2 separate regions of the Homo sapiens genome follow, and region 2 is linked to region 1. Evidence: chromatin contacts called from ENCODE POLR2A ChIA-PET data. All regions are on one chromosome and are shown on one strand. The core of a region is the stretch at or near the end of the contact, and the rest is flanking DNA. Distances in the headings are between cores, read along the strand shown. Region 1 overlaps KDM2B (lysine demethylase 2B). Region 2 overlaps MORN3 (MORN repeat containing 3).

The links. ChIA-PET counts read pairs that join two places held with the same protein, here RNA polymerase II (POLR2A).
Region 2: POLR2A ChIA-PET joins it to region 1 with 19 read pairs in IMR-90. The contact joins two enhancer-like sites. POLR2A ChIA-PET finds 5 or more read pairs at or near these places in 8 of 52 experiments (A673, AG04449, AG04450 and 5 more).

The regions. Positions count from the first base shown.
Region 1 is chr12:121,487,134-121,492,222 of GRCh38, forward strand. All of the region lies in intron 12 of KDM2B (lysine demethylase 2B), which reads right to left. Among named protein-coding and RNA genes, the nearest start is that of MIR7107, 45 kb to the left of the region's middle. RefSeq lists enhancers at 387-898, 3,269-3,982. Within about 2 kb of position 3,678, at least 3 of the 41 ENCODE cell types and tissues checked have a DNase peak (open chromatin) inside an H3K27ac peak, as active enhancers do.
Region 2 is chr12:121,647,571-121,652,598 of GRCh38, forward strand. It overlaps MORN3 (MORN repeat containing 3), which reads right to left. Exons shown (of 6, transcript NM_173855.5): 6 at 1,172-4,074. Among named protein-coding and RNA genes, the nearest start is that of MORN3, 20 kb to the right of the region's middle. RefSeq lists enhancers at 3,503-4,004, 4,005-4,504. Within about 2 kb of position 1,936, at least 4 of the 41 ENCODE cell types and tissues checked have a DNase peak (open chromatin) inside an H3K27ac peak, as active enhancers do.

The sequences.
Region 1 (5,089 bases), core at 2,428-4,927:
TTGTGTCAAACAAAAGAGAAAGGAAAGAAACAAAAGAAGGAAAGAAAGAAAGAACGAAAGAACTGGGGCATCCTTTTGCCACCCATATTTTTCTCTCAACGGGATTTTTCTGCTGTTGATGTTGTCTACAACATTATTTAGAAGCAGCAGAACATTCTCTGTGGGCATTCGTTGATTGGAGGTTTTTATGGACCTCCCAAGAATCTGCCAGACTCCAGACTCCATAAATGACTCAGACGTCAGGAGGAACACGTTTGGGATTCCAGATCGGAGGCCCAGGTTTCTCTTCGCGTGGTTCCCCTCACCAACCCTCCAAGGATCAACTTGATTCTCCTGCCTTTCTTTGCTCTCCTGGGACCCTCATCCTGGCCCTGCGGCTTCCATCGCAGCCTCCTCCCAGCATGTTGAGCTGCGCTCTTCCTCTTGGGGAGCTGCTCTCCCACAAGCCTTTCACCAGACCCGTCGTGCCCTCAGCACTGGACATCTGACACCCTTGGCCTTTGACACCCTCTCCTCCTACCCTGACCCAGTAGAGAACCCCATGGTCTCAGTGGCCTCAAACCCCCAGGGGCACATTCTCAGGCAAACCATCACTCCCCTCCAAAGAGCCTAGGACTCCTCCCGTCTAGGAGGAGGAAGAGATAAAGGAGAAGCAGCTTCTTTTTTTTTTTTTTTTTTGAGACAGGGTCTTGCCCTGTGGCACGGTGTCGCGATCTCGGCTCACTGCAAGCTCCGCCTCCCAGGTTCAAGTGATTGTACTGCGTCAGCCTCCTGAGTAGCTGGTATTACAGGTATGCGCCACCATGCCCGGCTAATTTTTTGTATTTTCAGTACAGGCAGGGTTTCACCATGTTGGCCAGGCTAGTCTCGAACTCCTGACCTCAACTGACCCGCCCGCCTCAGCCTCCCAAAGTGCTGGGATTATAGGCGTGAGCCATCCTACCTAGCTAAAGCAGCTTCTTAAATCAGTCCCCACTCCCAAACCCCCAGGAAGTGCCAGCCCATTTCAGCACAGCCATAACTATTGCAAAGAAATTAAGTCATTCAGGTCCTTGCTTGAGATTAAGTTTTGCACAAGCAAATGATAATTTTGGGATGGGAAATGCCTCTAAACCATTCAGCCCCTTCCGCTGCTCCCTGCTCCTCCTCTCGTGTCCTCGATTTCTATCAAGAACATCAAAAGCCTTCTGGGTGGGCAGATTCAGGGTTACTTTTAAACCATAATTACGAAAAACTAGACTAGCAAACACTGATTGATGGCCCACTCTAAAGGCATTTTACAGACAGCATCTCACCACAGGCCCGCAAGAAAGGCGCTGTTAGCACCTTTCACAGATGAGTAAACTGAGGCTGAGACTTGCCCAAGACAACACAGCTAGTCAGTGGTGAAGGAAGGAGTCCACCCACAGGTGCATCTGACCCCAAAAATGCATCCGAGTAGTGCAGAGAATGACCTGGGAAGCTTTTATTTATTCATTTGTATTTATGTATTGGTTTTTGTTTCCCAAGATGGAGTCTTGCTCTGTTGCCCAGGCTGGAGTGCAGTGGCATGATCTCAGCTCACTGAAACCTCCGCCTCCCAGGTTCAAGCAATTCTCCTGCCTCACCCTTCCGAGTAGCTGGGATTACAGGTGCCCACCACCAGGCCTGGCTAATTTTTTTTGGTTTTTTGTTTGTTTGTTTGTTTTGAGACGGAGTTTCGCTCTTGTTGCCCAGGCTGGAGTGCAATGGCGCGATCTTGGCTCACTGCAACCTCTGCCTCCTGGGTTCAAGCAATTCTCCTTCCTGCCTGAGCCTCTCGAGTAGCTGGGATTACAGGCGTACACCACCACGCCAGATAGTTTTGTATTTTTTAGAAGAGAGAGGGTTTCTCCATGTTGGTCAGGCTGGTCTTGAACTCCCGACCTCAGGTGATCCGCCCACCTCAGCCTCCCAAAGTGCTGCAATTACAGGTATGAGCCACCATGCCTGGCCTCTTTTTTGGTATTTTTAGTAAAGATGGTGTTTCACCATGTTGGCCAGGCTGGTCTTGAACTCCTGACCTGAAGTGATGTGCCCAACTCGGCCTCCCAAAGGGCTGGGATTACAGGTGTGAGCCACTGCGCCCGGCCGGGTTTTATTTATTTTATTTATTTTATTTATTTATTTATTTTTGAGACAGAATCACACTCTGTCACCCAGGCTGGGGTGCAGTGGAGTGATCATAGGTCACTGCAGCCTGCAGCTCCTGGGCTTAAGTGATCCTCCAGCCTGGGCCTCCCAAAGTGCTGAGACTACAGGCGTGAGCCACCGCACCCGCCCCTGAGAAGCTTTTATTTTTTAATGAGACCAAGACTCACTCTGTCACCCAGGCTGGAGTACAGTGATGCAATCTCAGCTCACTGCAACCTCCGCCTCACAGGTTCAAGTGATTCTCCTGCCTCAGCCTCCCAAGTATCTGGGACTACAGGCGCCTGCCACCATATCTGGCTAATTTTTGTATTTTTAGTAGAGATGGGGTTTTACCATGTTAGTGAGGCTGGTCTCGAACTCCTGGCCTCAAGTGATCCACCTGCCTCAGCCTCCCGAAGTGCTGGCATTATAGGTGTGAGCCACCACGCCTGGCCCTGAGCAGCTTTCAGAAAGTGCAGATCCCAGGCCCACCCCAAGCCTACTCAATGTGCTACGTCAAGTGCGGGGGCCAGGAAGCTGTATTTTTTCACAAGTCCCCCAGGTGAAGCTGATGCCACCAGCCTGGGGACTGGTCCTCATTACAGCACACGGCCTTCCTGGGAAATTACAGGACCCTGAGTAGGTGGCAATACACGACAGCCATTATTGCCAGCCTCCTCCGCCTCAACTGCACAGCATCAGCTTCATGACTGCGGGCCGACAGGACTGAGAGCGGGGCAGGGACCCGCCGGAAGCACTCGGGGCCTCTCTCACTGAATCACGTGCCTCTCCTTCAGGGAAAGGCTGTGTGTCACTCCGGAGGGACCCCAGACGGAGCAGGCCTCTGGGATGGAACGGACCAACTTCGGAGGAAAGGGGAGAGAGACAAAGCAGAAGCAAAGGTCACAAGGCATCGAGGGTGTGTTGCTTCCTCCTGTGGCTCCTGTGTGGCCCCAAAATGTCCCCGTAAGGAAGCTGATCCAACAGCTACTGATGAGGACTGTCTCCATGCCCCCATCAGGGTGCTTGTCCTCCACACTCCAGCCTCTCTGCTCCCATACTCCAGAAAAATTGCCAATAATTGAAATTCAAGTGGCAGCCTGGTTTGGCCACTAGAGATAATGGATGAAGAAGCTGGCAGGGTCCACAGGCTGGCTTGCTAGCCAGAGGCAGTCATGGCTGGGTCCTCCGTCCTTCCTCAGTTTCTTCCTCTGGGAATAAACCAGCAAGCCAGCCAGTAGCCATGTCTGGCAGCTGAGCCAGGGGTCAGCTCACTAATAAGGCCGAGGTCAGAGGCTGGGCCTCAAATAAGCTCCGTTCCTTCACCCAGCCTGTAAGGTCACAGACAGGCCCCCACCATCCTGCCCGTTGGTCATAAAAGGAAGCAGCCAGAGTGTAGACAGATCAAAACAAATCCTACACCACTCGTGGAAACAGCCAGTCGGGTGGATGGTGATAGATGGTGGCTCAGTAGCATCTTGGATATGAAGGACACCGCATCAGAAATGACCTCACAGCACCTAATCAGTTCCAGAAAAGGGCTTTGTTCTCCTGGAGGCAAGGTGGGAGATCAAAGCATTTCTTGCTAATCATCACTTAGCATTAATTACTTGTTAGGTAACCCGACCCAGATCAAATACCACTCCCTACCTCGCATCCTGAGGGCCTCAGTGAGCACCCTTGATCTTTCACCCCAACCTGCATCCAATGGGAGGAAGCTGCAACCTGGGAACCCAGAGACCCCGGGCAGCCCAGGCAGTCAGTCGTTTAGTTACTTCTTCCTTTCCTGTTAACTTTTTAACCCCACCAGCCAGGAAATGCATAAACATAGCAGGGGCCTCCCTCCCCACTCTCCCCGCCACATATCACTGGTTCCTCACTGTGCAATGACAGAAACCTGCACATCTGGGGTCCAACGCCTTTCTTCTCCTAAGGAAGTGGCCCGAGAGGCACTGCTGCACCTCTCCGAGCTCTGTGCTTCCTCAACTGCACTGGGGCGATAACACCCTCCATCTCCCAGCCTCATGGGAAGGGTAAAGTCAAATAGACAAACTGCATCTGGAAGCTGCTGTGTATACTGGGGAGTGCCCAGGAGTTTCAGCTGAGCTGGTGGTCATTTATTTTCAGGGCTCGGTGGTGGACCTGGGGTATTCATTCTTCTTCTGCTTCACACCATTTTGTGGCTCTGAAGTTATTTACTTCCTTATTTTTAAAATATTTATTTATGACCGGGCATGGTGGCTCACGCCTTTAATTCCAGCACTTTGGGAGGCCGAGGTGGGCACATCACCTAAGGTCAGGAGTTCAAGATCAGCCTGGCCAACATGGTGAAACCCCGTCTCTACTAAAAATACAAAAAATTTGCCGGGCGTGGTGGTACGCGCCTGTAATCCCAGCTATTCGGGAGGCTGAGGCAAGAGCATCACTTGAACCCAGGAAGCGGAGGTGGCAGTGAGCCGAGATTGCACCACTGCACTCCAGCCTGGTGACAAGAGCAAGATTCCATCTCAAAAAAAAAAAAAAAAAAAGTACACCTGAAGAAGATAATCAAAGAATTATGCAGAAGAGCACTGCTCAATAGAAATAACAGAAGGTAAGTCAGGCACTGTGGCTCACGCCTGTAATCACAACACTTTGGGAGACCGAGGCAGGCGGCTTGCTTGAGCTCAGGAGTTCAGCCTTGGCAACATGGCAAAACCTCATCTCTACCAAAACTACAAAAAACTAGCCAGGCGTGATGGCATGTGCCTGTGGTCCCAGCTACTCGGGAGGCTAAGATGGGAGGATCGCTTGATCCAGGGAGGCAGAGGTTGCAGTGACCTATGATTGCACCACTGCACTCCAGCCTGGGCAACAGAGTTAAGACTCTGTGTAAATAAATAAATAAAAGAAATAGAAGGTGAGCCACATAGGTACTTTTGAGTTTTTTTGTTGCCAC
Region 2 (5,028 bases), core at 686-3,185, 160 kb after region 1:
TGCTTCACAGAACCCCAAGACTCTGGAGAAACACAATTTGGAAAGTGTGGCCTTAAGTTCTTGTCCTGTGCGGACTGGGACACAGTGAACGGCAGCTTCATAGTCTGGGTGGGGAAGGGGACCCTCCTTTTCCCTCCAGCAGCATTTGCAGTCCTGTGTCACATGCTCCAGGATCCACACTTCTTTTTTGTTTGTTTTGTTTTGTTTTGAGACAGAGTCTCATTCTGTCGCCCAGACTGGAGTACAGTGGTGAAATCTTGGCTCACTGCAACCTCCGCCTCCCGGGTTCAAACGATCCTCCTGCCTCAGCCTCCCAAGTAGCTGGGATTATAGGTGCACACTACCACGCCTGGCTAATTTTTGTATTTTTTGGTACAGATGGAGGTTTCACCATGTCGGCCAGGCTAGTCTGGAACTCCTGGCCTCATGTGATCCACCCGCTTCAGCCTCCCAAAGTGTTGGGACTACAGGCGTGAGCCACCACGCCTGGCCTAATCCACACTTTTGAAGGGTATCAAGTAGATGAGGGAGGGACCTCTATGAACCCCCACTGCTCCCCAGAGAAGTCCTGGACTTTTTTTTTTTTTTTTTTTTTTGAGACCAAGTCTCACTCTGTTGCCCAAGCTAGAGTGCAGTGGCGCGATTTCAGCTCACTGCAACCTCTGCCTCTCGGGTTCAAGGGATTCTCCTGCCTCGGCCTCCCGAGTAGCTGGGACTACAGGCATGAGCCACCACGCCCGGCTAATTTTTGTATTTTTAGCAGAGATGGGCTTTCACCACACTGGCCAGGCTGGTTTCCAACTCCTGACCTCAGGTGATCCACCTGCCTCAGCCTCCCAAAGTGCTGGGATTACAGGCGTGAGCTACCGCACCCGGCCGTCCTGGACATCTTTTACGTATTCCCCTAGGACAGCCACCTCCCTACTTCTGTAGGGATGCAAGATCCAGCTGGAATTATTTCTGGGCTAGGATCCTGTTGTCTTGGGTTCTTGTTCCTAAACTGGCCGGGACTCGACTCATCAGCCAGGCTTGTCAAATGCAGGTTTCGAAGCCCTTGGAGGATTCTGATTTAAGTAGGTCTGGGTGTGTCTTTGGAATCTATTTCTAACAAGCACCCCAGGTGCTCTCACACCCAGGCAACTTAGACAAACACTCCTAGTTAGGAGCACAGTCTCTTTAACTTCATTTTTATTTACATTTTGAATACATAATACATTCACATGGTTCCAAACACAACACTGAAAAGTTGTTCTTCAGCTCCTGTTCCCAAGTCCCCAATTCTCCCCAGAGACAACCATCTTTGCCAGTTTATTGTGTTTAAATCTAGCGACATTTTGTACATAAACAAGCACACCCTCTTCCAACATTTTTTTTTTTTTTGAGATGGAGTCTCGCTCTGTTGCCCAGGCTGGAGAGCAGCGGCACGATCTCGGCTCGGCGTGATCTTGGCTCACCACTACCTCCGCCTCCTGGGTTCAAGTGATTCTCCTGCCTCAGCCTCCTGAGTAGCTGGGATTATAGATGCACTCCACCACACCCAGCTAATTTTTGTATTTTTAGTAGAGACAGGGTTTCACCATGTTGGTCAGGCTGGTCTCGAACTCCTGACCTCTTGATCCGCCTGCCTCGGCCTCTCAAAGTGCTAGGATTACAGGCATGAGCCACCATGCCCTGCCCCCACTTTTTCTTTAAAAATGGTAACCCTTTACACTCTTCTGCACATTAAGAACAGCTAGACCTAAGTTTAAGCACAGTACTAGCTTGATGACTTGTGATCCTCCCTGAACCTGTTTCCTCCTCTAAAATGGCAGTAATAGCAAGACACCTCACTGTTGTCGGGGAGTGCCAGGAGAGAATGCTTGCTGCGAAGCTGTCAGCACACGGCCTGGAATAGAGTGAGTGCTCCATATCTGGAAGTTATGATTAATTCTGCATCCTAGGGTGGCCAGGCGGGGCTTCCCAGTGCCAGAGGTACAGACTGAGAACCACACCCTTGGTGAGGCCACCCTACTTATGACTTAGGGGGCAGAGAGAACCTCAGTAAGGTCAGTGGTGTTTATTGAGGCTTTACTATGTGCTATGTGCCTCTTGCTGAGGTCTTAGCTAGAATCGTGGTATTTCAGGGTTTCTCAACATTTTTTTTTTTTTTTTTTTTGGAGATGGTGTCTCGCTCTGTCGCCCAGGCTGGAGTGCAATGGCGCAATCTCGGCTCACTGCAACCTCTGCCACCCAGGTTCAAGCAATTCTCCTGCCTCAGCCTCCCAAGTAGTTGGGATTACAGGTGCTGAATTCTTTTTTTTTTTTTTTTTTGTAGCATGGTGATATTGCACTATGCTTAACCGCATCCCTGGTCTCTACTCACTCAATGCCAGTAGCCTTCTTCCTGCCTGTTGTGACATCAAAAATGTCATACATTGCCAAATGTCCCCAAGAAAGAGTGGGGCTGAGGGAGGACAAAATCCTACCCACAGTTTAAAACCACCGCCTTATCTCATCCTCACAGTAACTAACCACAGTAACCCCAGGTGGTAAGTACTGTTAATGCCCCATATTGCAAGTGAGGAGACCAACAGAACAGAGTTTGGGTGACATTCCTGAGAACACACAGCTCCGAGATTCACGCCCAGGCACTGTGACTCCAGAGCTCACCTGCCCATTATGCAAGAACATCTGATCTTGGCTGGGAGCAGTGGCTCACACCTGTAATCCCAGCACTTTGGGAGTCCAAGGCGGGCAGATCACGAGGTCAGGAGATCGAGACCGTCCTGGCCAACATGGTGAAACCCTGTCTCTACTAAAAATACAAAAAATTAGCCTTGGTGGCAGGTGCCTGTAATCCCAGCTACTTGGGAGGCTGAGGCAGGATAATCGCTTGAACCAGGGAGGCGAGGTTGCAGTGAGCCGAGATTGTGCCACTGCACTCCAGCCTGGGTGACAGAGCAAGACTCTGTCTCAAAAAAAAAAAAAAAAAAAAAAAAAAGGCCAGGCTCGATGGCTCACACCTGTAATCCCAGCACTTTAGGAGACTGAGCGGGGCAGATCACGAGGTCAGGAGTTCAAGACCAGCCTGACCAACATGGTGATACCCCATCTCTACTAAAAATACAAAAATTAGCTGGGCTCAGTGGCATGCGCCTGTAATCCCAGCTACTCAGGAGGCTGAGGTAGGAGAATCGCTTGAACATGGGAGGCAGAGGTTGCAGTGAGCTGAGATCGCGCCACTGCATTCCAGCCTGGGCAATAGAGGGAGACTACGTCTTAAAAAAAAAAAATCACCTGGGGAATTTTCTGAAAGCTCAGGCCTCACCCCAGATGAATTAGATGTGAACCTGTGAATCTCTGGGCATGGGACCTGGGCTTCCACAGCTTTGCAAAGTTTCCATGGGATTTCAAGGTTGAGAGCCCTGTGTTAGGCTGAGAAGTGGTCAGGAAATTTTATGATCTCCAATCTTGGCAGCCAGTGTGGCAGGATACAGGCCTTCTCTCTGGGTCATCTGGGTTATCTCACAGGGGACCTGCCATTTCTTTCTCTTTTTCTTTTCCTTTCTTTTATATTTTAAAATTTTTTTTTGTAGAGTCAGGGTCTTGCTATGTTGCCTAAGCTGGTCTCGAACTCCTGGCCTCAGGCAGTCCTCTTACCTTGGCCTCCCAAGTTCTGGGATTACAGGAATGAGCCACTGCACCCGGCCTAAGACCTGCCCTTACTCCCCCAAGCTAAACCCAGGCAGCCCAGCCAAGGCAGGTCTTCCCTCTTCTAAACCTGAAAGCCCTGCTGAGCCCCCTCGAGTGCCCCATCCTTATCCCATAGGCCCAGGCTTATACCACTTGGTTATTCTTTATTCTCATGCATTCCAGGATGAGATCAGAGAATGAAGAGGGTCCCGAGGACAGCCTGGGAGAGAAGCACCAGCCTTCCTATTGGCAAGAAATGACCCAGTGCTGGGGGTAGTGAGGGGCCCTATGAGGGTGCCGGGGTCATGCCTGGAGCTGCTGCTGACTCCTCCAGCCAGAGCCGCACTGGTCTGAGCGATCGGGTGACACAGGCTTGAATTTCTCCTGAAGCGTTTGTGTTCTCTGCAGGGGAGAGAGGGATGGTGGAGCTGGCATTTGAAAGACGCTGTTACCAATGTCCTCTCCTCAAACCCTCACATCATGCCCAGGAGGACTTGGACTGGACAAGACCCCACTGGACAGATGTGTAAATGGAGGCTGAAGGCCAACTGCCTTACTCAAGGGTGTTCAGAAGCCAGGAGACCACCTCCTTTCAACCCCGTGCCCAGCTCAGTTGTGTGGCCCAGGGTGCAAATAGAAGGTTTCAGGCAGGACTGGAATGCACTGGTCTTCAGTGAAATGGTTTGTTTGTTTGTTTATTTGTTTGTTTGTTTGTTTTTTGAGACACAGTCTCACCCAGACTGGAGTGCAGTGGCACAGTCTCAGCTCACTGCAACCTCTGCCTCCCAGGTTCAAGCAATTCTCTGCCTCAGCCTCCTGAGTAGCTGGAATTACAGGTGCCCTCCCCCACGCCCAGCTAATTTTTGTGTTTTTAGTACAGATGGGGTTTCACCATCTTGGCCAAGCTAGTCTTGAACTCCTGACCTCGTGATCCACCCACCTCGGCCTCCCAAAGTGCTGGGATTACAGGATTATAGGATTACTGTGCCTGGCGAGTTTTGTTTTTTTTGAGACAGAGTCCCATTCTGTCGCCCAGGCTGGAGTGCAGTGGTGCAATCTCAGCTCACTGCAACCTTCACCTCCCGGGTTCAAGTGATTCCCCTGCCTCAGCCTCTCGAGTAGCTGGGACTACAGGTGCCTGCCACCACACCTGGCTAACTTTTATATTTTTAGTAGAGATGGGGTTTCACCATGTTGGCCAGGCTGGTCTCAAATTCCTGACCTCAACTTATCCGCCTGCCTTGGCCTCCCAAAGTGCTGGGATTAAAGGCAAGAGCCACCACAGCCGGTCAAAAGGGGTTTTGAAGAGGAAGCGTCAAAAAGGACACCTGGGACTGTAGGAGGCAAGAAGCCTGC